Linked DNA regions of Homo sapiens: region 2 is linked to region 1. A link is an interaction called in ENCODE POLR2A ChIA-PET data of the cell type or tissue named here. Cell type or tissue: HepG2. All regions are shown on one strand. Links, peaks and the distances in the headings refer to the core of each region. The heading gives the core; the rest is flanking DNA. Region 1 overlaps CCN2-AS1 (CCN2 antisense RNA 1). Region 2 overlaps CCN2-AS1 (CCN2 antisense RNA 1).

What was found. Peaks named below come from ENCODE experiments on the same cell type or tissue, not always from the same donor. Only the 100,000 strongest peaks of a DNase experiment are listed, where the experiment ranks them.
Region 2: POLR2A ChIA-PET joins it to region 1 with 20 read pairs; 10 of 35 experiments call an interaction of 5 or more read pairs at or near these places.

What each region holds. Positions count from the first base shown.
Region 1 is chr6:132,013,621-132,030,308 of GRCh38, forward strand. The region is part of intron 2 of CCN2-AS1 (CCN2 antisense RNA 1); the gene reads left to right. Among named protein-coding and RNA genes, the nearest start is that of CCN2, 71 kb to the left of the region's middle. In HepG2, for the core only: a CTCF peak has its summit at 10,103; DNase peaks (open chromatin) are centred at 8,101, 8,591 and 10,091; H3K4me3 peaks cover 251 bases.
Region 2 is chr6:131,951,987-131,967,750 of GRCh38, forward strand. All of the region lies in intron 2 of CCN2-AS1 (CCN2 antisense RNA 1), which reads left to right. Among named protein-coding and RNA genes, the nearest start is that of CCN2, 8.5 kb to the left of the region's middle. In HepG2, for the core only: CTCF peaks have their summits at 7,150 and 8,577; a DNase peak (open chromatin) is centred at 7,095.

The DNA.
Region 1 (16,688 bases), core at 6,528-11,527:
TAGGTACTGGCTCAACAAAGTGAAACCAGTTGTGTAACCAACACTCAGATCAAGGCAGAGTACATATCATATCCATCACTCTGGGGGCCTCCTTTGGGTTCCTACCTTGTCCTAATTTGCTTCTTCCTCTCCAAAGTTAAGTGCTATCCTACTTATGGCACCATCGTTTAGTCTTGTATTCATTTATAGTCTGGCTTCTTTCACTCAACATTTTGCATGTATTGGATGATTATAACCATCCCTGTTGTTGCAGGTATCAATAGTTCATTCATCTTCCTGTATCCTACTGCAGGAATATATTGTAAATTATTCATTGTGAATGGGCATTTTGTATGTTTGTTTTATATGTTTATTACAAATAACACTATTATGATTCTTCCACACGTCTTTCGGTATATACATGTACACATTTCTGTTGGACATTTAACTCACAGTAGAATTGCTGGTTCATAGAATAGGTGTCCATTCAACTGTGAAAGATACTGCCAGTTTTCTAAAGGAATTGTGCCAGTTTATCACTATGTCAGCAATGGGGGGTAGTACCAGTTGTATATTCTTGCCAATTCTTGGTATTATTTATTTTAAAAAATTTGGTCATTCTGATGGTTGCGTAGAGGTATATCATTGTAGTTTGCAATGTATTTTCCTGATTATTAGGGAAGTTTAGCACCTTTTCATATGATTATCAATAATTTGGATGTTCTTTTTTGTGAAACACCTTTTCAAGTCTTTTGCCTATTTTAAAAATTGGGTTGTCTTTTCTTTATTTATTTATAGGAGTTCTTTCTTTTTCTGGGTATGTGCTCCTTGATATATGTGATGTCTCATACTTACAGTTAGAAATATTTTTTCTCTTAATCGTGTCTTTCAATAAATAAGTTCATCTGTTTTTTTCAAACTTTTCCTTTATAATTATTACCTTTTGTGACTTGCTTAAGAAATGTTGAACTACCTAAGGTTGTGTTTTTTACTAGAAGCTTTATTGTTTCACTTTTTCTTGTTAGATTGACAATCCATCTTAATTTTATGTGGTCTACTCAAATTTCCTTCATGCAGATATCCAATTGACTCTGCACCCTTTATTGAAACATGCTATAGTGGCACCTTTGCTGTAAACCAGGTGATCACGTAGTATAAAACTCAGGGGCTATTTGACATCTGTACTTTCTATTAAATGGGAAAATGCAGTGTCTAGTAAAAGTAAATAAAACAAGTTTACAGAGAAATGCAACGGAAAGAAACCTGGTTGTGTGGGCCATCTTGATTCCAGTTATTTAGTAATCCCGGAAGAACTGTTTCATCTTCCCAAACCAAAACTTCATTCCCATTGAACAATAATTTCATGTTTCTCTCCTCCTGTCGTCCCTGGCAGCCACCATTCTACTTTTCGTCTCTATTAATTTGACTACTAGGTACCTCATATCACTGGATTCATACAATATTTGTCCTTTTGTGACTGACTTGTTTTGGTTAGCACAATGTCTTCAAAATTTATCCACGTTGTAGCGTGTGTCAGAAGTTCTCTCCTTTCTGAGGTTGAATAACATTTCATTGTACATATATATCACTTTTTGTTTATCCATTCATCTGTCAGGGGACAATTGGGTTGCTTTCAGCTTTTGGTTATTATGAATAATGTCGCGATGAACATGGGTGCATATGGATTGTTTTTTATGTTTTTTATTTGTTTCTTTGATGTACCTTTTTGTCTTGCTTAGGCAAATTAGACTTAGTAACCAGAGGTTCTCAACTAATATGCATGTACCTGTTTACAGACTTCTTATTGTATTCCTTTGCTCTACCAGCCTTTTTCTATACTAATACCATACTGTGTTAATGATTTTTCCCTCATTACTGTATTACAAAAAGGCATTGGCTACGTTTCAGCTTTTTTTCCTTAGATGATCAATTGTCAGGTTCTAAAAAGAAATGGAATTTGGTATTGCATTGGACTTTTAGTTAATTTGCAGACAATCAACATTAAACCTTTCTTAACAGTATATACATAGGATATATCCTTTTATAAAAGAGCCAAATAATACTAAGATTGGCCCCTTTTTTCAAAAGTTCTAGTTCTTTTATCAGATCTGAGATATATATACATATACACATATGTGCATACACGTATATGTATGCGTGCATACATGTATACATGTATAAGTATACACATACATATGTATATACACATATACACACGTATAAACATGTTTATACACACATATACATATCTATGTATACATATATGTATACATATATACACACATATATGTGTGTATATATACACACATATATATGTGTGTGTATATATACACACATACACATATACATAGATATGTATATATATGTGTATATATATACTCATACACATCTTTCTTTACACTTTACTACTGATCTGATTTATTCTTATTTTTAACTTCCTTTTGTAAAAACTTGAATGGTGAATGGCATGTATTTTCCTTTAATGTCCCTATTTTGAGATCTATCCATGTTCATAGAAGTAGACCCTCTTCATTCTTTTTATTTGTTACAAGGGATTTCATTGCATAGATATATTTTATTTATCTAATGATTTCCCTTTTGATGGATCCTTAGAGAATTACCATTTTTCAGCATTACAACATCATCATGAAACTCTTGATACATACTTGTTTTGGTTCACATTTCTCTAAAACCTACCGAAAGCAAATTGCTTGGTTTAAAGATATACACATTTAAAATTTAAAGCTATTGTCAAATTATCCTCCAGAAAATCAGTATCAATTTATATTCCTAAGAGGCAATCACAGACATTTTCCTATCTCCCTACAAACTCATAAAGTTTATCATTAAAATTTATTCCCATTTGGAGCAAAAAAAAAAATCTCCTGATTGTTTTATTTGTATTTTAATAGTTTCGGGATGGTTGAACAGCTTTACTTATTCATTTGGCCATTTGTATTTCCATGTCTGTGAAAAGCCAGTTTATAAGCTTTGCTCATTTTTCTATTTTTGTCATTGTTTTAGTTTTTTCTTACTGATTTGATCCAGATGATCTGTTCACAATGCAGTTTAAATATTAATATTTTGTCTGTAATACATACAATTAAAATATTTTTCTGCATGCTGTCAATTTTCTTTTAACTTGGTATGTGCCCTTGTTTGTATGGCTATATTTTGAAGTTTTAGAGTTGATACAGTCAAATTGACCACTCTTTTCTTTTTTAATATTTATCTTATTTTTATTGCTTTTTAATATATCTTAGGCAGGAAGGCTTCCCTACATTATAGTTATAAATATATTTACTTCATTCTCTTTTAGTAATTTTATATTCTTTAATTTTACATAAAGTTCTTTGACATTTAAAATTTTTTTGTGTGCACATGTTAAGGCTACTATATAACTATTTTTCAACATTTGTCTTACAGCGTGTGTGAATTATTTGATCATATTTTTCACTCATTTTTTCTTTTGGCAAATGAAGGCTATATTTTCCCCCAAATGTTGTTGGAATAGCTAGTTCCATCCTTTTTCTCATTGAACTTAAATATCCTCTTTATCATATATCAAACTATCTTTTAGTCCTGGCTACATTTGTATATATCCTGTTCTGAATCTATTTGACTACTTCTGTGTTAATATCATACTATTTTCATTACCATGGATTTAAAAAAATTGTTTTTAAATCTCTACTTTTCTTACATATTTCATTTTTACATGAAGTTGAGAATCTGTCAAGTATCATCTATAATCTTATTGGGGATGCATTCAATTTATACACTAATTTTGAGGTAATTTACATCATTATGATAGTGAGGAGTTTTACCATGATATACACATGCAGAACATGATTATCTCCATTTATTCATGTCTTTTTGTGTATAAGTCATTAATGTCTTATAGTTCTTGTTTTTTCATATTAGTTTTACCCCATTCATGCTACACTTATTTATAGACCATTTAAATTGTTTTTAATGACATGAATGGGAATTTTCCAGTTAGTGGCTCAAATAACTAATTATTGCTGATATAAAAAGACAAATGGTGATAGTTACACATATTTATTTTAAACATTAATAACTTTCTAAAATAAATTTTTTGATTCTTATGAATTTCCTTGATGTATAATCATGTGTACATATGAATGTACAACTTATCTTTTCTTTCCAGTATGTATGTATATGTGTTCTTCTTTTATTACTTTTTGTTTTATCCACAATCTCCTGAATAATGTTGAATAGCAGTTTTGATAATATACGTCCCTGTCTTTTTCCTGTTAATGAGATTGACTTTAATATTTCATTTTTAATGTGGTGTTTTTCTGTTGATGGCCAATTAAGAATTCTTATTATACTACACAAAGGTACAAATTATGTATGTTTTAGTACAAACATGACATGTGGATATATCAAAGTCTGGAATAAAGAACTGAACACAATGTGTTGGAAAGACATCAGATCTTGGAATAACCAGGTTGGAATCCTGGCTCTATCACCTAACTAGCAGTTTGACATTGAGAATGATACATAACCTCTTTGAATCTCTTTCTGCGTCTGAAATAGGAAGATAATAACACATGCAAGAGATGATATGTGTCATGGGCTCTAAAATGTCTGCTGCGGTATAGACTCAATAAATCTAGATTGCCCTCTGAGATCCCAGAGGACTTAAGCAACAGAAAGTCAAGTAAAAATAGCAAGAAACCGTTGTACTCTTCCTATCTTCTTGCTCTTAGTTGAGAGCACAGGATCTGTTAGCAAAATGTAGTTCATATGGTGCATTTAATTTTGCTAAAATGACACTTAGGGAATTTTTAAAGCTGGATCCACAATATAACTAAATCAATGATATAGCAAATGGGTGATTCCATTAAGCTTGAAATTTTCTCAACTTACAGATAAATCAAAAAGAAAAAAAATCTTTCTTCCATAGTTTTATAAAGTTAATTAGCTCCATATATCCATGAATAGGGAAACAATCTCATTACACTAAGTATTTTTATTTTAAGGGCCAAATAGCTTCATCTAGATTTGAGAAGTCATTCAGAAGTGTTCAAAACCAATATAAAGATCACTTTATTTCGAAGTATGGCTTCTTAGTGATGTAAGAGTCAAGTTTCTACTAAATTAATAAAAAGATTTAAAATAGAAACAGATGAACTCATTATGAAGTGCTTTATACATCTTTGGATTTTCATAACTTAGAAAAGCAGAAGTCAATCACCACCAATTGGACACATTTCTTCTACTTAGCTCCAGTCAGAGCTTATGACTAAAATGATTTTGAATTGTTCTGCATAGTTTTTCATGGATTTGGAGAGATCTCACTCTATCATTAAGAATTTGGCTGGCATATATCTATATGCCTACCCTGTCAATTGTTATTAGGTATAACAGTCTATGATATTGTGAGTCTGTGGCTTTTAAAGAGATGTTCATTTCATATATGTCTTAGTTTTAACGTATAAAGCAGGAAACAGGTGAAATATGCCTTAATCGGATAGATTGTGAGTCCTTTTGTAGCAGGGAGCATGCTTTCTGTGACTTGTACCTCCATAAAATTAAGGGAAGAGTTCAGAGTGCAGTATGTGCTTCCATAAATATTTTAGTGGTGATTAGAGAATATAATATTCAAGTGATTTAGGGGTTTTGTATGGCAAACTTTATAATGTATAATTTCAAAGACCGTTTTTCCAATTAGGGGCTGTGTTTATTGACGATAGGGATGTAAATTACTTATATCTGTAAGAGCAACGTAGTGCATTTAGTGGGCACTCAATAAATGCTAGTTGAGTAAATGAATGAAAAACAATTTGAAAGTTATTTTTAAAAGTTTATTAAGTGAACTTCAACTAAATACAAAATAGGGTAAAAGTATAAAGAAATATAAGCTTAAAAATAAATATTCTAAGAAGCTATATTAGTCAACAAACTCTCTTGGGGAAGGGAATGTACTTCCTTCTTGTTAGAAAATGGTTTGTATGAAAATGAATAGCACCTGTAATGGTTAATTGTCTTGCTTTAAAATCTCAGAGGGCAGAGGGAGTGCTCCCAGGTAAGTCCAGTCAATTTATATCCTATAAGCTTCATGGCCTGCTCCCTCAGTGGTGGGGACATTCTCTTTTGTTCTCTAAATGTACAATGAGACACATTGATCTAGAAGCACTGAGATTTAGTGCCAGTGTCAGCATTGAAAACTGAGGCCAGCAATAAATATCAATATATGGAAAGCCAAGCATGCTTAAAACAGTGTGGTAGGCCCGGAGGAAAGGGCAAACACTGAGAATATGAGAAGAAAAGGAGCAAAGTCCCCAAAGGAGAAAGAAGTGTCTTTATTTTCTACATTTCCTGTGAAAGGCTAATTTTGCTGCTTTCAAGCAATTCAAAATGATTATAGGTGAGTTACTGCTGCAAAGATGCTTCTCTGTGTGTGTGTGTGTGTGTGTGTGTGTGTACACACTAGCAAGATCTCTTGCTTTTCAAGAGGAAAGGTATTTTTATATTCATTTAATCATTTAGTCTGAGACTTCTGATTCTCTTAATTTGTCATCCAAAGGGGGTGTGTCCAATTTTTCTCCGTGTGTCCTCAGACACAGAAGGCTGAGGGAGAGTGATGCAGGCAAGGGCTGCTGACTGGTTTCCCCCACCCGCCTTCCTCTGAGCCTGGCCTGGTGTGTGGCTGCTGTTTATACCTGCTGAAGTGCTTTCTGTGTTTGAGTTGGCGCTGCCAGCTTACACGTTAAAGCCCCAAGATGTTCATGAGGTCTGTCCCAGAGCTTTGAAACCTATGAGCTGGCGGCTGGGGCGAGAAATGTCTCTCTCAGTTTTTGGGTGAACTCCATGTTTTTTCCAGGAGGTTAGATCACTGTCCACAATCCAGGCTTGCTAGACAGAATGTAACAGTTGCTGTTTGAGACATCCTGAACTTTTAAAGGCAAAAGGCAGAGGAGGGAGGGAGAGGAAAAAGCCCAGGGTCAATTTAACAGCTGGAAAGGAACATTTTTATATCTGGTCAACAAAGATTTTTACTGAACTGGAAAGCTTTATCATCAAGCAAGGAAAAAATACCACTTCTTATTATGACAAGGGGGTATATTGTTACAAACTTCCCAGGTCCATTCCAAGTCATGTTTGAGACCAGACCAGATTCATCAGTGGTTGTGGCAGAAATATTAGGTGTGATATAATTTTTGTAAAAATTTACCTGGCCATCTCCCTGCTCCTTTCGTCAGTCTGTAAAGATTTTTAGAAGACTCATCTTTTTCACAAATGGCAAAATTCTGAAAACTGACACCTACTTGTTCCCTGCCCACAGTTCTTGGCTCTTTCATGTTGCCCTTTTTGTCATATTAGGAATATTAGTATCTGTTTTTGTTGTTGTTGTTGTAGTTGTTGTTTTTGAGACAGAGTCTCACTTTGTCGCCAGGCTGTAGTGCAGTGACGCAATCTCGGCTCACTGCAACCTCCGCCTCCCAGGTTCAAGTGATTCTCCTGCCTCAGCCTCCCAAGTAGCTGAGACTACAGGTGTGCACCACCACACCCAGCTGATTTTTGTATTTTTAGTAGAGATGGAATTTCACCATATTGGCCAGCATGGTCTTGATCTCTTGACCTTGTGATCTGCCTGCCTCTGCCTTCCAAAGTGCTGGGTTTACAGGCATGAGCCACTGTGCCTGGCTTATTATCTGTTTTGTTGTTGTTGTTGTTGTTTGCCTAAGATTTCTCTCCTTCATCTCTTTCAATGAAAAGTCTTAGTTCATGGGGAGAATTCTGTTGTTGTTATATAGCTGAGTATGGCAGGAATTCTATATTTTGCTTCTGTCCCTATGTGTGTATGAATGAACTAGAGACATGTAAAAGACCTCATACCTGAAAAAAATTGACAGAGATGTCAACTACTTATATCTGTAAGAGTAGAAAAATTACTAAAAAAATTTTAGTAAATTATTTAAAAGTTTTATGCCAAAGGGCAGTAATACGTCCAAGCAAAACAGTAGACACATTGAAGAATAAAATTTAAAGCTGGATATGATCGAATTCCAAGTTCATGGCAACTTTGTTTACAGGAAAACATAATAGAGCCCTTGTCACATTCTCCCCTCTGCCACCCCCAAACAAGTACAAAGTCTATGTTCTTATAAATATGTTAAGAATTTCATCTGTAATGTTTGTTTATGAAGACCATAAAAATGCCTTTGAATGAAGTAAGTCCCAGTCTTATTTTGCCAAGCCAAGGGAAAGAATCCTTTCTTTTGGTCTTCCACCTAGAGAATTGCTAGTGAGGCGTGAATGGTCTCTTCTTGACTCTTTAAGGTAGCATATTTATACTTGGGCAAAACTCAGTGGTCTTCCATATCATAGTGACAGCCTCTTTCTACCTCCCTCTCCATACCTCTTTCTAATTCACATTGCTTGCCTGACAAAGCTGAAGAATGTCTAAATTGAACATTTAATTTGACCTTGTCTGGAAGCAATGCCATTAGAGACAGACCTATGTTATATCAACTCTGATGTGATTATAGCTGTCCCAACATATGAGATGGCTTTGTTTGTCATTCAGGAGGCCTACTGATGCAATGTGTATTCTCTGGACCTCTTCATGAAAAAAAAAATGTTTATACCTGTGAGCATGTCCAGATGGCAGTGAAAGACTCCCATTCATGAGAGCAGCACTCAGCAATTCATGGTTGCCAAAGTATGCAGCGAAGGCATGCCCTCTGCCATTCCATGGCCTTGTAAGGAAACAGTTTCTAAGGTGACAGACTAGCACCCTTGAGGCCAGAGACCCTAGTGTTTTAGATTGGGGGGATGTGGGGAGGGCAGGGGGACAACATGAAATAATACCGAGAAAAGCAGTTTTTGTCATTATTCTGGCAATTTAGAAAGGGGAAAGAGTGAGAGTGGGGAAAGGAGAAGGGGTTCAGAGTTTTCCGCTTTAGGTCTCAAAGAAATTTAATTCAGATCTGCTCTGCGCATTGTGAGCATAATGCCCTTTTCATGGGTTAATTTCAAGGACATAGGAGATTAAATTAGGTCCAAGGCATGACCAAAGGGACAGGCTCTGGGCTTCCAGGCTGTGATTGTCAGGTGGTAAATAGGCAGGCACTCCAATTCTCTTGGAATCTGTGGCATTCTTGGGATTGCTTTTTCTGTGTGATATTCCCTTAACGCTATCACTGGAATGGTAAAATGTCACTTGAACAAGAGTTCTCAAGGAGGTATTGCTGACCCTAACAATATTGATGGGAAGGATTTTTTCATTGGACCACCTCCAAATGTAGGAAAATCTCAGGTGACAGCTTCTAGCATCCAGCTGTATTGTAGATTATAAACTCAGTAGGCAATGCTGAAAGATACTATGTCTTTCACAGAATTTGGCACATCGTTACTGCTTCATACCCAATACGTTAAGGGTAGGGAGAAAGCTTTTTGTGTGGATGCAGAAAATAGCTTTAAAAATTAAAGAGGTCCTCAAGTTAAAAAGGGAGAATTGTTTCTGATAACCAAGTTTGCATTTGCTTAATCTTGGTGTTATTGGAGAAAAAGAAGGGTTTCTACACATCACACTAGGATTCTGGATGATGAAAGCATAATAGCTTGCTTTTGCTAGCTTTCATCATGTTAATGTTGTTTGGGTATTATTGAAATGGCAAGGGGCCTGGCATACATGTTATTTTCCAAACCTAAATAGACTTTCATGAAGCTATCTGGTTGTATTGGCATAACATGAAACCGATTCTTAACACCCAATGGTAAGCGAAGTAGGGTAGACTAACAAAGAGTCAGTTTGGGTTAGAAGAACTTCCCCTTGTTCAAGTTTATTCTCTTTAGTTCAGCACTTTTTTGGATATTTAACAGACAAGGATACAAGTGAATAGACTGGCTCTTTGATGCTCCCTGATATGGCACAGCAGAGGGCCAGTGGTGGGGGGTAGTCAATCCGGCCACCACAGAAACTCATTAAGTCACAGGGGCCATGAAACTGCATGGAGTTAATGCAGTCTCCTACCATTTGTAACTAACAGGCTGGGACAAAGGCCCCTTAGCACACACAGAAACTACGCCATGTAAGGGATTATTCGCTGTATCCCAATTAACATACTACAGTGGTCTCCTCGCTGCCATCTAGCTGCAGTAGGCCTGGCCCTGTCCTGCTATAACAACATTATAGTAACCACAAGAGGCCCTGGAAACTATCAGTCATTTCTTGTGTTGAAATGCTATTAATTCCCTGGAAACTTATATTAGGTAGAGGGAGGGGTGAGCCGAATGGAAGCCTTCATGAGGCCTCAAACAAAAAGGGCCATAGAGATACCTCCTAAGAGCCTGATCATGAATACCTGTATCAAAATTGAGGAAGAGGACTCAAGGGAACCTCATAAGATTCACTTAATAGTCTACTTTTAAGCTGGTGAATTTTAAGGCACCCAGAAAAAAGAATTAACTGTTCCTTTCTTAATATTTCCAGAAGAAAATACTACATGTAATCTCCGAAGTGCCAATTCCATGTTTCAGCCCCTAAGGATGTCTTGTGTCAAATTTACATCCTAGCTTTTTCAATCAGACTACTTCCTTTTACTATTTATTAGTTGTACATAAAGAGAACAGTCTATCATTCCACTCAACACAAATTTGAACAACATCCTAAAATTTCCTCTCAAAGGAATTAACAAGAGTCCCTAACTTCTACACAGATTGTAGTTCATAAGGATGTTTGGAAATTTGCAACCTAGTTAGAAATAATATGTTACTGTTGGTGGGAATGTAAATTAGTTCAACCATTGTGCAAGACAGTGTGGAGATTCCTCAAAGATCCGGAACCAAAACCACCATTTGACCCAGCAATCCTTTTAATGGATATATAACAAAGGAATATAAATCATTCTATTACAAAGATACATGCAAGCGTATGTTCATTGCAGCACTATTTACAATAGCAAAGACATGGAATCAACCTAAATGCCCATCAATGATAGACCGGTTAAAGAAAATGAGGTACATATACACCATGGAATACTATGCAGCCATAAAAAAGAAAGAGATCATGTCCTTTGCAGGAACATGGACGGAGCTGGAAGCCACTATTATCAGCAAACTAACACAGCAACAGAAAACCAAACACTGAACTAAACTGAACAAAGCGGGAACTGAACAATGAGAACACATGGATACAGGGAGTGGAAAAACACACACTGGGGCCTGTCATGGGGTGGGGTGAAAGGAGGGAGAGCATTGGGAAAAATAGCTAATGCATGTTGGGCTTAATACCTAGGTGATGGGTTGATAGGGGCAGCAAACAACCATGGCACATGTTTACCTATGTAATAAACCTGCACAACCTGCACATCTACCCCAGAACTTAAAATTAAAATTAAAAATAGGAAATAGTGTTATATAATAATAATTGTAATAACATTTGCTGCATGCTTACTGTGCCAAGTATTGTTCTAAGTGCTTAATGTGTATTAATTTACTTGTTCCTCTTTAATAACCATATTAGGTAGGTATCATCATTCTCAGATTATTAAACACTGAGTCATAAGAAGATTAAATAAATTTTCCAAGGTCACACTGATAGCAAATAGGAGAGTCAAGAATTAAGCTGAACCTGGCTTCAGAGCGTATCCAGGTGTTCTGCCAAGTGAAAAATGAAGTTTTAAAATAAGGTCCTCAATCTCATGCAGAAGGGCCTTTCAAGTACATCATTCTCCTGATATGGAATATTCTACTAATAGAATTATAAAACTTACCATGATGTTTAGGACAATTTGTGTGTGTGTGAAAATGTTCTCATAAGATTTCCTCAGTCTTATTCCGAGTTTTTTGTTTATTTTGCTTTTGTTTTTGTTTTTGCTTTAGAACTGTGTGAGACAAAACAGACATACAAAATTTCTTTGATAGTCCCCCTCATCTCTGTTTTGGTTGTTTTTGCTTTTGTTATGTAGGTCCTGAAGGGGAAACAGGGTTGCATCTTGCTGAGGTTGTGGGTGCATGCGGAAATGGGATGGAGAAGTAGACTGATGTGTAGGCGCTGCTTTTCATGAGCAGGGCAGGCGGGGAGAGAAAGGACTGGCCTGGGCACAGCAGGGAAGGCCCAATGGTAACGCTGCAGAAAAGGCAGCATGGGGAGCAGGGAAGGGTCGAGAAATAATTCATTGAGCTCACATTTCTTCCCTCTTTGCATTTCTTCATTTTATGCCACCATTAGACATGTCACATGAACTCAACCCAGAGAGAGAGAGAGATGAGGGTATGACAGAAGCTACAGGTGCAGGGCACTCCCTGTAGGCCTGGAGATAATTGTGGAAGGAACGGGTTGGGATGCAGAGAAAAGCATTGAGGACTATTTTAGTGGGGGAAGGGGACTGACTGTATCCAGCTGAATGGGTGGTTTTACTTCAGCTTTCAGGGAGGTGGCATTTGGAAATAAGAATCCAAACCCCGCTTACCAAGAAACAGCTTTGGTAGAACCCACAAACTTTAATGTTTCCCAAATACTATTTTACATAGAGTGCCCCCCAAAAGAGGTAGAGAACTTAAGATTAATCCAGGGTATTATTAACAAGGACTTGACAACAGGGTCTGTGTAGAAAGGTTAAAGCAAGTATAGCTAGAGAAAGACGGCTGGATGGCTTCAGAGTCCTGTTTACATTCAGGGAAATACCTTACTAAACAGGTAAGACTTATGGCATCATTCTATTCCAGAGAAAAGACAGTTTGCATAACTGTGATGGTGATTGCTTGAGAATTCTCTTCTGCCTGAGGAAAATGAGTGTTTTCTGCTTTCTCAGCCTTGGGGAATTTATGGTGTTCCTTCCTGGCTTCGACATTGAACATTGCCAGGAATAAAAAATCACAATTACTTTTGCACCAACCTAATATTTCATAGTTTCTGAGTATGTCTAGGGGCCAGGCTAGCTTTGAACTCCAAAAGGGGATGAAGCCAGAGTGTGCTGAGGAGAGAAATCAATAGCCTTTCTCCATTGGGACTCTGAGGGACATTTTCTGTAACTCTGCAAATCAACATTAGAATTATAACAGAAAAAAGAAAAGAAACTTGTGGTGAAAAACATGGGAGACATATATTCTGCATTGACCACCTCAACTTTCTTCGATGACTGGAAAGAACATTGCCAAAGAGGGTATTGATTAATAAAAAGAAAAATGAAAGATTTAAACTCTGTGCCAACAGTTATAGGATAAAACAAGAATCTCAATTACATAGACTTTCCTAGGATCTCAGATAGGAGGCTTCATTCATTTTATAGTTAGGTTCAAAATGTAATGGCTTAGCAGATTATTGTGTTTACATTGGCTGTAAGATCTATCATTGATTTAAGTAAATTTTTGAGTGTGACAGTGAACACATTGATTTTAAGACAAATTCTGATTCCAAGACATTAAAATATAACTTAGTATTAAGGATGTGTGATTTTATGTAAAAGCCCATGTAATATTCTTCACCATTTCAGCTCAGTACTTTTCACCACTGAAGTTTTGGTTGGGTCTGTCAAGAAAATAATTTAAAAATGTTACTTAATTTTTATATTTCTCACATAATATTTTAAATAAAATTAGGATGCCAATGTAAAAGAATCATGGAAAAGTCTCAATCTTTGTCTTCTAGGAAATATTTTCACCCACTGAATTCCAACAAAAATTATGAGTTTGTAATTTATGTAATTTGATTTGGTCATGAGGGAATATTTTTATGGGATGCATGTTATGGAATAGAAAAAGAGCTGAGCTGGAAAGTAAATAGCCTGGATTTTAGCATGCGCTCTGCTATGCCTGTGATATTGGGAAAGTCAGATTGAAGTGCCCTGGGTATTTTCAAAGCTACAGGAGCCTCAAAATTTACCATGAGCCATACTACATTTATTCTACTGGTTTTCACATAATAAGTAAAAACTGAACAGAGAGTGCCTTTTCAGATTACTTACAGTTATTATGGGATTATTCAATATAAAAAGAATTATCCAACATAAACTCATTTACTTTATCCAAACAAAAGCTCCCTTTTAGGTAGTGGTTAAAGGCAAGGACATGTAGATAGTAACATGCAAAAGTCCATTAGTTGCCTTGCTGTGTAGATGTGGGTGTTCTTGGTCTCTCTCCTGCCTACACCATCATGGGGGCTGAATCCTGTGAAAAGGCTTCCTTCAAAGTGAGGTGCAGAACCTTGTGCCAGGAACTTGATCTTCCAGCTGCAGGAGGATGGCGGCACATTATGTTCCTTGCAGCGGGGAGCAGCATAGTCACTAACGATGAAGCTCAGAGTTTTCATACCCTGTAGCAAGCTTGTCCAAACTACTTTATTTTGTTGTTATTGCTGTTCTGTTTTGTTTTATTTTAGACTTTAGCAGCCTGAAGCCATGGATTTTAGTTTCTGTCTTTAGTGATAAGCGGAAGAGAGAGATGAGGAAGGGGCTTTACTGGCCCAACCAGAGACAGAAACTAAGAACCCATGGCTGTATTCTCTCTCTTGGACATCCCTGCTAGGAAAACTCCTTTTTTGTGATTGCTTCCCTTAGGGGTTTTCGGTTCACATCCTTGCTGTGATTGACTACAGGCAAATTATCATACTATGTTGATTCCAGAGATGATTCATGTGAATTCTGCTTCAACCACTCTCATTCATATAGTGAAAAACTTAACAGATAAAACAAGTTAGTTGGTCCTAATATGTTGATGCTAAGAGGTCATTGGACTTAGGCAGCCCTTTTATATTCATGCTGTGTTTAGAACTGGGACTTAAGTCATGATTCATACATTCAAAAGGAAAATGAAGGTCTGTACTGGGGTTGCTCTATGATCTAAATAAATAAATTAGTATCTCTGATTTTTCTCTCTGGTCCAAATACATATCATGAAAAATATTCCTAATATCTGCAATCCAGAAATCTGAATAGATAACAATATGTTCCTTAGCTGACTGAAGGGTACCGGAAGATTCCCTTTCATTCAGAATATAATTGCCTGGAAGTTAAGTTTTAGAAATTCATTTTGACTAAGTCAAAAAACAACAGATGCTGGTGAGGCTGTGGAGAAAAGGGAACGCTGATACACTGTTGATGGGAATGTAAATTAGTTCAGCCACTGTGGAAAGCAAGAGATTTCTCAAAGAACTTAGAACTACCAATCAACCCAGCAATCCCATTACTGGGTATATATCCAAAAGAAAATAAATAATTCTACCAAAAAGACACATGCACTTGTATGTTCATTTCAGCATTATCACAATAGCAAAGACAGGGAATCAACCTAGGTGCCCGTCGATGGTGGATTGGATAAAGAAAATGTGGTATATATACACAATGGAATACTGTGCATCCATAAAGAGGATGAAATCATGTCCTTTGCAGCAACATGGCTGCAGCTGGAGGTTGTTATCCTAAGTGAATTAATGCAGGAACAGAAGACCAAATACCACCTGTTCTCATTTATAAGTGGGAGCTAAACATTGGGCACTCGTGGACATAAAGATGGCAACAATAGACATTGGAGACTAATAGCAGGGGAGAGAGGGAGGCAAGGGTTGACTAACTATTGGGTTATTGGGTATTATGCTCACTACCTAGGTAATGCAATCATTTGCATTGCAAACCTCAGCTTCACACAATACATCTATGTAACAAACCTGTACATGTACCCTTGAATCTAAAATAAAAGTGGGAATTATTTTTAAAAAGAAATTAATTTGGACTAAGGCTTAAGGGAAAGGGGACTACAAGGACATAATTACGAGGCATTAAAGTCAAACTATGTCCTCCCCATTTCTGTCTATAACTGTGCTATGTGCTAATCATGAGTAGCAGCATAAAATACAGTCTTTTAAAAAAACATATCTTTTGAATGTGAGTTGATTTAGAAAAAATCTCATAGGATTTTCCCCAAAGTTGTATCAAAATCTAAGACTGCATAAACACATGGGGAATGCTTGAAATCAAAGCTCATTTTTATCTTAATTACTGAAAATGGGTCATTTCCAATCTGAGACGGCTGGCGACCTGGGTATGGAGTAGCAATGTAGTCCTGTTTCAATACCATTGATAATAAAACTGTTAGTACATTTCTGTAATTTTGCTCAATTAGTTTATATTATATTCATTGGCCCAAATAAAAAAGAACATAAAAATCTGGGAAAATAAGTCCTAGGTCCCATTCTATATATAGGAAAAATGTCTCTTTGGCTTTAGAGAAATTATCGTTAATGAAGTCATATCGTATTGTGTGGAATGTGATAAAACACATTTTAATACTTTTCCTTTGATCTCTGCATTACTGAGGATCAGGCACTAGAATAAGTACACTGACATTAAGCAATATAGGTATTTGTAAGAAATGGATTGGGTTTGAGATTTCACATGCTAATAATATATTTTCCCATTGAATTCTCAGGTGTCCCATTCTCAGTGTGGACTGCCAAATGAAGATGTATATATTTTCTTGAAAATAATTCTATGGACTTCTCTCTCCACTTTGACACTCACATAGTCAGACATTCCTTTTTTTCCTCATTTTCATTATGAAGGCATTGGTGGATAATGCTTTTGACTTCAATGCTTTTCTGTTACACTTAAAATTAAGGTGCAAGAGCTATCAAATTTTGACCAAGAGATTCTTTATTTATTCCTACAGGTTTAAGACCTCCTTGAGCGGTCTGTGTGACTTGAAAAACATAAAAGTGAAATGCAGCCAGGCGTGGTGGC
Region 2 (15,764 bases), core at 5,167-10,166, 63 kb before region 1:
GGTTTTGGGACAAGAAAGAGAACAAAGACGCGTGTGACTCAGGATGCAGTCTCCTGGGGCAGATTTCCAAAACTCTTGCTTAGTTTTCTCTTAATATATGTAGGAGTTTTATATAGGCAAGGACAAGGGAGGAGTGGCCATCAATGTTTCCAGAAAAAGGGATCCATTGTTCTATCAGAGCAAATGATTCTGTGTTGGGTAGGTAGGGGCTCTGGGTGTCAGGGTGGGAACACTGGGATGCAAAGGGGGTTCACCTAGGAGCATTTAAACACAGCTTCACTAGGGTCTTTGAGAAATGAGTGCATTTTCTTATATTAAAACCTATAATCTTCAAATGTGGATTGGATTTGGTTTGTCTTGTTAAAATAAGAAGTCTGATTCCATTACAAGAGCAGTGTACCCTGTTGTATCTGGATATAAACTAAGATTGACAGTGAATAATATATTTTTAGTGACTCCCCACACATCTATGAATAGTGATTGTGACTTCTCATTACCCAAGGAACATGCAGCCTGAGGGAGTGAGGTCAGGACAAGGAAAGAATAGGCTTTATTCTCCCTGGGTGTGTGCAGATGTTGAATATGGCCAATAAACCTAAGCATATCTCCATTTCTTAATATAGTGCTACTTAGCTTCACTAAAGACCCAACTAATTCACTGTGCTTTCATTTGGAATCTATGTTGTTTAGTGGCTTTTTTGTTAATACCTCCAGTTCCCATTTTATATAAAGAGAGTGATTCTAGGGCCATACCATTTTTGTATTCTGTAATGCCGCATCATTTGACATTGGTGTTACCAATGAGTAGATTCCTTTAAGTTGTTGATGCTTCAGAGCATGGGTTCAAGATAAGCATATCTGTTTGTGGTGCAAAGATCGGCTTTAGAAACAATGCATTATAGATTTATCATTTGAAAACAGCCTGTTTAAACTGATCAAATTTTTAAAGTTTCAGTACAGTCTGTTGAAAAATAGCCAAGAAGAAATATAACCACTCCAACTTCAGCATAGAGCATATCATCTGTGCACGATTACCTCGTTAAGCCAGCCACATGTTATAGAGTGTAGTTGCATGTCAATAGTGTGAATGGCCAGCAAAGGGGTGGGGGTGCCCTCTGAAGCTCAGGAAGAATTTTCGTCATTGTTATTTAATGTCCTTTCCAAGCATTCCTCAAAAAGAAGAGGCCTAAGAGTTCCTATTTAAAGAAGGAACATTCCAAGTTAACTTAATAGCCACATGTGTATTAAAGGCAACTTGGCCCTCAACTTTTTCTTCCCTTGTGGATGATTTTAAAAGTCCAAAATATGTGGGAAGCCACAGTGAAACCTTTCAAGACCTAAACCCCCAATTACATCTACCTCTAATGGTTGGAAAGGTGTGGTGGCTGGGGAAGGGTAGGGATGTGCAGTGCGAGTCTCACCTAAGGTGGGATGTGGGCTTGGTGGTGAGCTCTCCTAGCTTGCAGAGTGAGGTAGGTGGGAGAAGGGTTGGGGAATTTCTGAATCCTCAGGAGAGTCTGAAAGCTACCACCATCTTCATGCCTGCAGCAGGGAGACTCATTCATGGAGGGGATAAATTGTTGTACTGGGTTATAGTTAGATGGCCTAGGTTGTATTCTTGGAACTGCCTTTCGCAGATCTCAGGGAAGTCACACGTAGGAGCCATATTCCCATTTCTGTTTAAAAAATGAAAGTAATCATAATTTTTTTAATTTAATAGGGTTCAGTGAGGGCTGAGTAGATGAAAATTCCAGGGAATTGGTGCTTTATTTTTTTCAGATTTTCTTGATTTTTTTTCAATCTCTGTGTATAATAAGTATATTACCATTCTGCTCTGTTGTTAAAAATGTCAAAAGAAAGAATTTGGTTTTACTATAAAATTCTCATAGTCCCTCGAAGTCTCAAAAAAATCTATAGTCAGTTCCAAATAGATGATTTTAATGTTGCTTAAGAGGAAATAAGCATATTGAAATATATAGAACATATGAAATCTCAGGAAAGAAAAAGTTTCTGTGCATTATCAGGTTAGATTGAGGCTTTATGATCAAAACTCTTTTTGAAGGAGTTAAAAGACTATTATTAAGAGAGTGACACAGAGACAGACAGACACATACATGCACACACACCCAGAGAGAGAGAGAATGAGAGAAGACACCCAAGACATTCACAGACTCAGAAGTATGTTTTTATTGTGATATGGACCATCAAATGCCAGGAAACTCAAAGGGAAAGGCTGATACTCCATCCATAATTCATGCCATGGGATCTGAATTCTTGCACTATTATCAATGACTCAGCAAATGTTTGTGTGTGCCTGGGCGGTAAAGTGGGAAATAGTGGCTTCTTATAACTTCATCCAACTTTGACTTACCCCAGCCCCTTTGATTGACAGCAGGTCAGAGTTGGGAGAAAAAGATCTTTGAATTTGTGTGCAAAATGGTTAAGATGCACTAATTTTGACTTGTAAGCAAGTATTTATCTAGCAAATGCTTTTTAGAGAGCATTTTTTCCTCGTGGTAAAATGAGGAATTAACTAAGCTGGCCACTGAGTCCTGTTTACCAAGCTATATAAGGTATGTGTGTGTGTCTACTAGGGCATCATTTGTACTGGTCGTTTGGTTAAGTCTTGTAAGATGTTCAGCTGTGGATGTATTACATTCCTTCCCTTAAGTTTTTTGTTGTTTTTTCCTCCCTAAAAAAAAAAGGTTTCTTGATCAGGTATCAGACACAGAGAAAACCTGGCAGGACTACAGAAAAGTGGCCAGAGTTGGAGTGTTTGTGTACTTAAAGAAGGAATCTTGCACATTTTCAACTTTTAGTTGTAGACATTTTCTTATAAGAGCAAGTAGGAGTCAGTGCCAGCCCTCAAAGCGGAAATCAAAGCTCCCAGGGAAACATGCCGGAGGAATGTGACTCAGAGCCAAGACCCATACGCAATGCATACACGGAGCTGTCAGACTTATAGGAGGAAGTCTGGCCGTATATGGGCATCTGGACAGTGAGCGATTTGTCCTTATGGTGGGTCAGGGGGAGGTTTCTGATGTTTCTAGCGTGCCTCAAATTCAATCATGTAAATTAATTCTACAAAAAAAAATGGTATCCCAGAAGCCTTTTGTAAAATAGTAATAAATATTATTCTGAAATCTTCAGGGACCCTGGTTTGGCTGACATGACCTCCTGTTTGCTTAAGATGAAGGTTAAGGAGAGGGCGTACTTGCTGGGAGTTCATGGCGGGGAAGATAAACGCGGATGTTTACTATCTAAATTACATTCATTACCTTCATGCCTTTTCCTCCTTATAATTAGTTCTCTGACTTTCTTAGGATATTTTCTAATGCAAAGGTATTTGTCAGAAGGCAGTCAAGGCCGTTGCATGTGGTTTGTGTTTTATGTTTGCCTGTTCCTCGCTTGTCCATAGAGTTGGAGGCCAGAGGGGTGAGAAAGGAAGTTTTGTTTTGTAAGATGATATCCCTTCAACTTACTGTTTGTTTCACTTATTTTGTTAATTTGACTCTTTTTTTTTTTAAAGTAGTTTACTTAGAATCCTGTGTTGCCTCTAGTCAGCTTTTGTTCATCTAAGATAGTGTCAGATGAGGATGCTGCTAGGTAGGAATGAGCCTGGTGGTCTCTTACACTGTCCTCGACAGGTTAGAATCTCAAATTCATCACCGTTTAGCAACCAGGAGTATTTACAGCCCCTTGCTTCATCAGGGCTAAATGTGAAGCATCCCCTTGGTGATACTTAAGGTGATATTTAAGTGAGTGGGAATGAAAAACAGAGGAAATAAGCATTTCTTAAGATGTGTGATTTGGGGACACCCAATCAATAGGTTTAGGAGGAAGAGAGAATTGGGACTAGCTATCTTATCTCAAATAATAGAAGTAAGTGAAAGGATAAATATTTTGAAAGGACTAGTGTGAAATATACATGAATGTATTCCTAGGGATTCTGCTGCGGGGTGGGAAAGGGGTGCAGATTAAGCCAGACCCCATCATTCATCCCTGGAAATGTGCTCCCACCTCTAGCCAAGAGGCCTGAGGTCCCTTCTCACAACTTCAAACTCCCTGGAATACCATTAGGTGGAGCCTAGGGGACTGGCTAGGAGGTGAAGGTGTGAGCTCCATACCTGCCATTTGCTTGCCAGTGACCTCAGGGAAGACACCTACTCTCTCTGAGCCTGAAATTTCCCACCTGTTCACAGTTAATGTGCAGCTCAAGGAGACAATATTTATGAAAGCACTTTCATAAAGGTATTAGAGTTTTAAAATTGCCCTTCTCTTCCATTCTTCAGTGGCTCTCAAAACTAAGCCCAACTCAGATTGACTGTAAAAGCCTGTCACAGTTTGATTTTATAACAGTGTCCAGCTCTGCATGGGTTTTAGAGTGTTAAAACTAGGTGAGAGCTCAGAGAAAATCAAATCCTACCTCTTATTTATTTATTTATTTTATTAGATTAGATATTCAGGATTGATAGAGACATTTAACAAATGAAAACTTTTTTTCTTTTTGAAATAGGGTCTGGCTCTGTCTCCCAGGGTGGAATGTAGTGCCATGATCTTGGCTCACTGCAACCTCTGCCTCCTGGGCTCAAGTGATCTTCCTGCCTCAGCCTCCCAAGTAGCTGGGATAGCTGGGACTACAGGTGTGCACCACCATATCCAGCTAATTAAAAGAATTTTTTTTTTTTTTTTTGTAGAGATGGGGTTTTGCCATGTTGCCCAGGCTGGTCTCGAACTCCTGAGCTCAAGAGATCAGCCCATCTCAGCCTCCCAAAGTGCTGGGATTACAGGCGTAAGCCCCTGCGCCGGGCCACAGATGAAACTTTTAAATTTGTCTTATGCTTCTTATATACCTTATATTGTCACTTCGATGATAATGTGGGCATGCATTTTAATCATAGTTTTCAGGATACCTAAAACAAAATTCTATGCTCAGCTTATTTTTGTCACCTGATAGCATCTACTCCCTTCATCTTCATTATATGTTCATAGTTTTCATTGATTTGTGGAGGATGGGGAGAGTTAGGGAGTTCCTAACAGTCTTCCTTTCTTCAGTGAAAAATGTGTAACTTATCACTAATAAGAATATGGTATGCAAATGATAAAGAAACAACCAAAAAATTATGATTGCTTGTGTCCATCACATTTTCTTTAGATTTGTATTTCTTGGAAACCAAGGTGGTATTTTACTTAATGTGATGCTACAGACTTTAACACTTTACATATATTTGGGTTGACAGTTTTCTTTCATTTCATTTTGTAATGTGAACTGTGCTACCATGATGGTGACAAGTTTTCAAATTAAAAGCAAACTTGGTAGCCAGTATGTTCTAGAATGCTAAAAACCAAGTTGTTTGAATCATCCAAAGAGTTTCTAAACTATTTTCCTGTGTGTAAATCTTTAAATAACCATGCCTATGGGAATCATATATTAAAATCTGAGCACCTGGATAAGGCTTTTTGAGAAGGTATCTTATCTTCTAAGTCAGAACTTTCACCACATATGAAGAAAAACCACATTCTATTTAAAATCCTGACATCATCAGATTTGAAGTAAAAGTCAACTAATGCATTGTTTAATTTGATGTTAGAATGCACGATGCCAATTTTATCTGAACAATTTAGCGGGAACGCTTCTTAGAACTCTATCTGGGTGCCTAAAATAGATACTCAAAATTTTGACTGCATTCTCTTTTGTTTATGTAGAAATTTTTAATTTACAAAGCCCTTTCACGGTTACCATCTTACTTCATTATCATAACAATCGCATTAGGTATTATTCTACCCATATTGCAGGTGAGGAAATTGAGGTCCAATAATGCTAACATACACAAGCCTGGTTAGAGGTGGAGAAGGGACAAGTGAATTTAAATTCAGTTCTTCTAAAGAGAACACCCCTTGCCTTTCCTTCCAAACTTCACGGCTTCTTTTCTTTCCATTCTATATATGGTGATCTCTAAACACTGTGTGTCCTTAAGATAGTTATCTCAGATCTTAAACTCTTAAAGGACACACCCTAGAAGGCATATAAACACCTGTGGGCTAACTGGCAGTCACTATTGTATTGTGCCGTGGTCTGAGATAAACATGAAGTAGAAAGAAAATGTTTACTGACCTGTATTAGTAGAGAAATTTGGGCTTAGATTTGCTTTTTTTTTTTTTTTTTAACAATTAAGATTTTGGTGATGTTGCTATGTAGACAGATATGTTCTTCTTATCCGCTAACTAACTGATGCAGCTAAAAAAGGAAAAAATGAATAAGATGATGGGTATGCTTTGGGAGGCTTAATATCAGGGTGTGCTCTGCTCTGATGTCAGCCTCAGCCCACACTGAAAGCGTTCAGTCTAACCCTATGCAGTCTTGTTTCGGCTGAGACTGGGACCAACCATAGACATCATGAAGGTCTTCTTGAATAATTGTATCATTCACTGATAAGCTACCCTTAGGGATAAATATCATGACAGAGTCTGGGACAAACCATCAGCACTGAAGCAATGTCTACTATCAACATAGGTTTTTCACGAGTATCCCCTAATAAACATGTCCTGCCATGTTATTGATATTTATTTTATGAACTTGCCTTAACTGAAAATGCACTTTCCTCAAACTGAATATGCTTTGCCTTTCAGGTTTACAGCTTTCTCCCTCTCTCCTTTAACCATGGAAGGATTTGATTGGAATCATAACTAGTTTCATGTTGTTAATGGAATGCGATTTGTCATAACTACACATGGCAGAGAGAGAGGGTTGTCTAGGAATGGTGGGGTTATGATGAGGGAATTTTCTTATTGACCTGCACATGTGTGTGAAAGTTAACAACTACAGGATTACATTTCATATAACCATTGACTTGCTCATGTCTGGAAATAATATCACTATTAAGCTATTTCTCATATACAGATGATAAAAACTTATTTTGTCCAATTGAATCTTTTGTGGCATTTTCATCATTTCTAACGTCTCTATGTTGGTTCTTCTTGATTGTGGTTTTCCCTGCTGTTTCCGTATTTGACTGATTGCTGAGGCTCCTACTATTTGCTTTCAGCTCAGAAGGTAAGCAAGCAAACTTCCAGTCCAGTTTCAGATGGACTTTGAACCAATGTTGCTTTGCAGTAGGGCTGAGCACTGCCACAGTCAAATGTATCCTCCCTGGTTGGCTTTGATCGCTTTCGAGGCAGGCCCATCCCTCATGGGTCAAGCTGGTTTTTCCTTGTCAGCTTCTGAAGCCTCCCCGAGAGGGGGGACCCACAGTGTGGTGTTACCACTTTTCTCTCATGTGTTCTCATTTTACACACTGAAGCCTGGCCTTCATCTAAAGTGAACTCGAGAAGTCCAAACTCCTGTATTTCTCATGCATCATATCCAACTTTCCAAGAAGGGAAAATGACCTTATGTTGAGCAGAAACGGCCATCTGGAAGCCATTTTGTCTACCGTAAGCGCCAAGGACGAGGAGAATTCTTAGACCCTGCATGTGAGGGCAGGAGGCCACAAGGCAGAAGCCACTCACCAAATGTATTTATGTCATAGCTACATCACCTGGCATCCTTTACTAAAGTGTTGCAGGGGGTCATTTTACTTGGACTTCCTTATTTTTCCTGGCATTGCTGGTGGTAGGGAAATACTCCTGTTGTACTGTTTCTGGCAGCCCAATATTCCACCAAGCTAGGCCTAGAAAAGCAAAGGTGCAGTGAGGTGGGGAAGACACTAGTACATCATTTAAAAAAAAAAAACTTTGGTGTTTATGCTTTGTTTTCAAGATCGTAAGAATAAAACCTGCCAAAATAAACTTGGCTCATATTTAATTGATTAAACAAGATTTTTAACAATTGTAGCTTGACATTCTAGTGTGAAATTTTGTCACTTAAAGTAAGCTAATTTTATAGTTTAAAGCATTTCATAAAATTAGCCACCATTTTGGATTGAGTGAGTCCTAATTTTTATCTTGATTTAGAATGTTTTAGAAATAGATATATCATCAAATTGATCTGAATATAAAATTTGCTGTACTTTGTATTTCTCTTTTTCACCATTTCAGGAGAGATTTTTTTTCTCTATTTCTCTATTTAATAATATGATTAAATGTTAATATGGCTTAATGCATGACATTAAGCAAACTACTTAATCTCTCTAAGTCTCTGCTTCTGTTAACCTGGAGATAATAATGGTACCCACTTCATAAGATTTCATAGAATTGTTGGGACATTTTGCAAGGGTTAAATACCAAAAAATCCTAAAACATCTAGAACAATGCTTGTCAGAGACTAAACACTCAATAAATGTTCATTAAAGTAAAATAAAACTGTCCTTTTAGTTCATCTCTGAATATTTTTAGATACTAAATTTCTGCCTTAGCACATTTACTACGTATTAGCACTTAGCTCAGTAGTTTTCACGGTCATGTATTATGCAGATTACACTTAAAAAAAAAGAATGTCATGACAGTTTGTATTGACAGCCTTTTTCTAGCAAGAAACATACCGTTATTTTGAACTTGTGAATGATTTATGAATTGTGATTCTGTCTTCAGGATCCTGTTTTTTTCTGTTTTGTTTTTGTTTTTGTCATCAAATTGCCACAGGGGGGAGTATAAGTTCTTGAAAGCAGCAAGAAATACAGTTTAAGTAATTTGGTACCAATTATCATTATTATTAGAAACGTCCATATCTGAAACATCTAAACAGATTAGATTAATACCTATGTGAAAGTAGAAATATTTATAGTAAAAAATTGGGCACCGTTTAATATAGGATTTATTAATTTTGTGATAGTTGCAAAAGCTGTGTCTGGAAAATGTCCCCATGGGTGAATGTGTGGGCGTGCACATGCATGTGGGTAATATTAATGCTGTAGGAGAAGGGAGAAAATGTAAGTTTCTAGTTTTTGCCATTAAAGTCATGACGTGAAAGAGAGAGGGAGAGAGAGAAAGAAAGTGAGAAAGTGCTAGTCTGTGTAAAATGACCATGAAAGGGCTTGGATACAATGATGTCATACAGCCTCACAATATGGATAATACTGAACCCTTTCTGTACATATGGGGGCATTTAAGCTTATTAAGTTCAATAACTAGAGGAGACAATTCCAAAATAGAGAGAGCTGTGCAAGTGGAAAATGAAATGTCCCTTTGAATAATACAATTGCATTTAATAGCTACAAAAGCTGTGACCTAATATTATAACACTGACAGTCAAAAACATGGTTATTTTCTCTGCCTCTTTGAAGAAAAAGAAATACAACAAAAGTTCCTAGAGAAACCAAATGGACGTTCTTAAAAGTTGGGGGGTTTGATCATGGTACCAACCTGAACTTTCCCTTTGGGAGTGGATCATCTTTGCAGATAATTGGTCAGCTTTCCTATAATATATACTGTATATATGTATGTGTGTATATATAATGTGTGTGTATAGTATCTCATATATATATATATATATATATTTTTTCGGGTTTTCACGCTCAAAGTCCTGCCACCATCGTAAGTTACCCCAATATCCACCCAAATCACTATCCAAACTCACTTCTAAGCTCCTCTTGCCTGTCTCTTCTAAGCTAGTCAGGATTTGCCATACACCCTGCCATTTCATAGAACTTCTGCAATCCCCTTGGGTCCTTGATATGGTTTGGCTCTGTGTCCCCACCAAATCTCATGTAAGATTGTAATCCCCAGTGTTGGAGGTGGAGCTGGTGGGAGGTGATTGGATCATAGGGGTGGTTTCTGAAGGTTTAGCACCATCACCCTGGTGCTGTCTCATGAGAGAGTTCTCATGAAATCTGCTTGTTTAAAAGTGTCCCCCTTTGTTCTTTTCTTCCTGCTCCAGCCATGTAGGACGTGTCTCTTTCCTCTTTGCTTTCCGCTGTGATTGCAAGTTTCCCGAGACCTCCCCAGTCATGCTTCCTTTACGGCCTGCAGAACCATGAACCAATTAAACCTCTCTTCTTTATAGATTATCCAGTCTCACGTAGTTCTTTATAGCAATGTGAGTACAGACTAATACAGCCCTACATTTCTGTCCTCTCCTGCTCTCTCTTGCTCATTTATTCTTTTTTTTTTGAGACGGAGTCTCGCTCTGTCGCCCAGGCTGGAGTGCAGTTGGGCGATCTCGGCTCACTGCAAGCTCCACCTCCTGGGTTCACGCCATTCTCCTGCCTCAGCCTCCCGAGCAGCTGGGACTACAGGCGCCCGCCACCACGCCTGGCTAAGTTTTTTGTACTTTTAGTAGAGACGGGGTTTCACCGTGTTAGCCAGGATGGTCTCCATCTCCTGACCTCATGATCTGCCCACCTCGGTCTCCCAAAGTGCTGGGATTACAGGCGTGAGCCACCGCCCCCGGCCTCTCTTGCTCATTTATTCTTCACATCAATGTTTTGACCTGATCGTGACTTTGGTCTCTTGCCCCTTCCTTTTCTCCTGGACACACGGTTTTGCTTCCTCTCTCTCCATGGCATACTGTTTTATGCCAACAGCCCCTTGTTACACTTCTGGCCTTTGGCCTCATGACCTTTCTTCAAGCCAGTGCCTGCCTTAGTTGTTCCTATAGTGTCTGCCATACATTTGTGGTCTCTAGTCTCAGATGTGTCCTCGGTTCTACTATGTTGTGCTTTTAGTTGCTCTGGTCAGTTCTTTGCCATCCTTTCCTTTGTGTCCCTTCCAAGCCTAACTGCTTCCCTCCAAGGTCCTACCCTGTCAACCCTTCCTCTGCCTCCCTGCTGATCAGCCTTCCTTTCTACATGAGACTACCAGGTGTGAAAACCTCCAGCCTTTGTCTCCAGGATTGATGGGCTCTCAGCTTCCTATTCGCTTCTTTAGTTTGAGCTGCAGTGTTCAGTTCTACAGCCACTAGCCACATAGGGCTATTTCATTTAAATTAACCAATGTTAAAATTCAGTTTTTCAGTTGTACTGGTTGCATTTCAAATACTCAGTAGCCATGTACAGCTAACGGTTATTGTTTGGATGGCATGGAGAACATTTTTATCTTTGCAGAAAGTTTGACAGAATAGTGCTGGTTCAGACAGACCTCCACTTGGGCTTTAGATCCAAAAGCATAAGTCTCCTATGGAACCATGTCACATATGGAACCATGTGCTCCTTGAAACCTATGGAACCATGTCTCCTATGAAACCATGTGCTCTTTGTAACCTGTGGAACCATGTCTCCTATGGAACCATGTGCTCCTTGGAACCTGTGGAACCATGTCTCCTATGGAACCATGTGTTCTTTGGAACCTATGGAACCAAGTCACCTATGGAACCATGTGCTCCTTGGAACCTATGGGACCATGTCACCTATGGAACCATGTGCTCTTTGGAACCTGTGGCACTACATCTCTTATGGAACCATGTGCTCTCTTTTCTTTTCATTTTCTCCTGTCTTTCAATTTGTTTTTCTCTAGCAGCTTCTTCTTCCCAACCTATAAACATGGCTACATTTCTCTCACATAATAAAGAAAAACCCCAAAACAAATGAAATAAAACAACCCTCCCATTGTCTTAACAGCCTCTTTTCATTGCTTGTTTTTGCACTGAAGCTCCTAAAACACACACATACTCACACAGTGACACACAAATCCCCTGTGTTTACTGTCTCCAAATACACACCTTCATATTACCATTCAACCCATTGTAATAAAGCTCCTGACCATGGCACTGCAAATTATCACCAAATAACCTCTTTGTTGCCAAATCCAGTGGATTCTTTCCAGCTCTCATACAATTTGATCTCTCTGTAGGTATTTAGTTGAATCCCATTCTGTCCATCTCTTTGACCATTTCCTTTGTTCTCCTTTGCAGACTCATTTCCCTCTGCCTACCCCTATGATGTGAGTGACCTGTAGTCTTTTGTCCCTAGTCCTCTTCTTACATATTCTTCTCCTGTCACATTGTTGATGGTTGCCTGCTGTCTGGATCCCAACCGGAAACTCGGTTCTGAGTTCATTTGTGCTATTAACAACACATTAATCTGAATGTCCTATTCAGATGTTAAGTAAGCATAGTAAAAACTAAATTTGTTACTCATCTCTACTTCAAAATCTTTTGCCTTTAGATGTGAACCCATCTTAGTGATTAGAACACTGTCTTCCCAGTCACTCCATACTGAGGCTTGTATGTTGTCTTGTATTCTTTTTTCTCTTTCAGTCCTTATATTTGATGATTCATAAAGCTCTGTGGACTCTACCTCTCATGATAACTTCCTAACACATCATACCCTCAACATCTTTTGCTTGGACCACTGAATTAGTCTTTCTGCTATTAACTGGTCTTTTAACTCACACTATTGCCCTCCAATTCATTCTCTCCACTGCTGCCTGAGAAATCTATCAATCTACAGTGCTTATTCACCTGCTTAAAACCAAACCTTTGTGTGGCTCCCATTACCTCTAAGATAAGAGCCTTTGTCTGGCTTCTATGTTCTCCATTCTTATCTATCAGTTCCAGGGCTCCTGCCCTATTCTTTGGTTTTACCAGTGCATTTGAATAACTTACACATTTTATCATGCTGTTTCATGGCTTTATAAGTTGCTCACGATTGCTCTCCAGCACTTGGAGCAGTGGCTAAGTATGTTCAATCACATAAACTATTTTTTTTTTTCTTGAAACAGGGTCTCACTCTGTTGCCTAGGCTGGAGTGCAGTGGTTATGGTTCATGCAGCCTCGACCTCCTGGGCTCAAACAATTCTTCCATCTCAGCCTCCAAAGTAGCTAGGACTACAGGAATGCACCATCACACCTGGTTAATTTTTAATTTCTTTTTGTAGAGACGGTGTCTCGGTATGTTGCCCAGGCTAGTCTCAAATTCCTGGCCTCAAGTGATCATCTTGCCTCAGACTCACAAAGAGTTGGGGTTACAGGCGTGAGCTGTCATGCCCAACCCTAATAAACTTTTGACTCTAGTAGGAAGCTTTTTTTCTGTTTGATCCAGTAAATATATACTCACACATACACATTCACAGTGAAACAAAAATTTTGTAATTTTATCGTTACTGGATGTGATGCCCTTGGTATTTTAAAATACGTTCCATTTCATTTTAAAGAAAATTCTAGTCTTCATCTCCAAGTTTATTCTACTGTCTAATTGACATCTTGGAAATAAGAGATATATATATATCTTTATATATATAAATTATATATGTAAATTTATATATATTTATTATATATACGTGTACACGTGTGTGTGTGCATGTGTGTGTATCCTTGGAATACCAAACGATCAGCATAAACTATCTGAATAAGCAGCTGAGGGAGGTAGTGTGAAGATGTGAGGTCTGGGGATGCTCTGGACATTCTGGGAGCACCTGTGGTTGCTGGGAGACGAATGTGTGGAGTTTAAGAATGAAAGTACTGCAGTGAAATACAGAGCATAAGCACAGAAGAAAACCTTATTTTTGGTACTAAATCAAGCCTTGCCTAAAGTTACTCCATCTCTCAATTTATCAATTTCATGAGCCAATATGTTCCCCTAACCCTATTTTAAAAAGTTCTCGATATTGTACCATAAAATGTCCTAGCTGATACAGACTTCACCAGTGTGAGAGAGGCATAATTTTATTTTCATATTGATATTTTCTGATGTAACTATTTATATAATTTTCTAATTCTATTATAGTATTAGGGTAGAGCAATGCTTTTCAACCTTTTTTAACATAATGGAATATGTAGAAAATGATAACATTTTAATGACATTTTGGGGCAAAGACTTTCTAAAATCTCTAAAATTCTGAAAGGGAAAGGGTATAGAAACTCTTCTGATTTAAAGATATCAAAGATCATCGGAGGGCTTACTGGCAAATTGCTACCATTTTTTTTCTTAAGTTTTTAGGTAATTTAAGGTTTTTCTTGGAAGTTGACTTCTGAGTATTTGTGAATAACTCTCACATAGCATCTGGTACAAACAGATCTACCACTGAATGAATTTTTTATGTAAAGTTTGGGGACTAGCTTGAACTTTAAAATATTATAAAATTTGGCTAAAACTGCATAATTACTAAGGTCTTAGAAACTATGATAATTTATAAAATAGCTATTTATATCAATTCATAGGTAAATATTTTGTATTTATTGATTATATAAATAAAATTTCTGAGGCTTATGTATTCATACCTGGTAAGTTTGTGTTCTTCAGAATATCAGGAAATACCATGTTTATTTTATTCTAACCGTAATTTACTAAAGTAAATAATTCTCTAGAAAATTGGCTAGTAACACTAGTAGGTGTTTAGGAAAAGTTGCTGATTGACTGGCTGATAGAATATTAAAAATCAATGCGGCTGTCAAAGTTGCCTAACCTTAGGCATAAGAGGATCTTAGTGTGAAATGCTTCCAGACTAATAAATGTATTCAACTGTCCCAAATTAAAAATCAGTGAGTCATTTATTATTGTTTACCTCTCAATGAAATAAATAAGTCACAAATATTTTGAGCATTTGGTCTGTTTCTAACATTGTGTTAAACACAGCGAGATGTAAAAAGATACCTGGTTCTTGCTTACAAGGAGGTTATGATCTATTTGCAGAAGCAAGACGTATATAGACTAAAAGTTCAACCAGTGGTCCTCGCAATTGTGTAACTTGAGAACCACAGGACACAGAAAACTCTGAAGGATTGGTGTAACGCAATATGTCATGACCCTGAAATTAGAATTTCTGAGGCACTTTGAGGCACAGATGATGATAGAACCACACACCATGAGGCTTGAGAGCTCTTTCTCAAGTGTCGGTGAGTCAGCAGAGGTCGGTCATTAAGTGGAAATAGAAGGATTTAGCACTAAGTGTTCCACAAAGGAAGAAATAACCAACCTGAAAAAACCCAGCCTGACGTTTTTTGTGGACATAGCTGGGCCAAAGGATGAAGAAGAGAGGAGCAGCATGGGCATTTCAGACCTTAGTAGTGGGGACAACAGTCCTGACTTTGGGGATGCCGTGGCACATGGAAGAGAGTAAATGGGCCATTTTGACCTGGGTCAACATGGGGATTGAAAGATTAAGGAAGGGACTGCGTTGTAAGAGCCAGAATCCTAATTTTTTCTTCTTTCTTTTATTCTAATGTTGAATACGTTGCTTTCATTTCCAGTCCTTTAGTTTTTTGAAATACACACACACACACACACACACACATCTCTAACATACATATTGCTCTATACTAATTCAGGGATTAGCAAATGTTAAGAAGACATTTACTGACTTACAGGGTAAAATGAAGAGAGCCTCAAAACTAAGAATTAGTAATACTGTAATTTTTGTTAGGCTTCTGTTTCTCCTCTTGCTTTAATAAACAGTATGTATGTATTTTTTTCTTCCACAACCTGCAAAATGCCAGGCATATGGAAAAAATACAAGGCACAGTAAATGCGTATTGAATTCAGGGACCCTCTTTTATGATTCTCCATGATTCCTACAATGATGCTTGGTATGCAGTGGACATCCAGTCACTATGAAGTAGTGGAAATATTTATATTGATGAGAAAAAAACATAGCTAAAGCTGTTACTTGAGAGGCTAGCTCACAAATTTATCATTAGTTCATTCATTCATTCATTCATTCACTTAGTAATGGGTGCATTCACTGGACACTGCTAATGTGAAGACTAATGGTGATTTTTTTAATTGATACAAATATTTGTGGTGTACATGTGATATTTTGTTACATGCGTAGATAGTGTAATGATCAAGTCAGGATCATTACACAGTCTACGCATGTAACAAAATATGACATATATTTAACAAAATATTTAACATATAAAATGATCAATACTTGAGGTGATGTCCAACACTTGG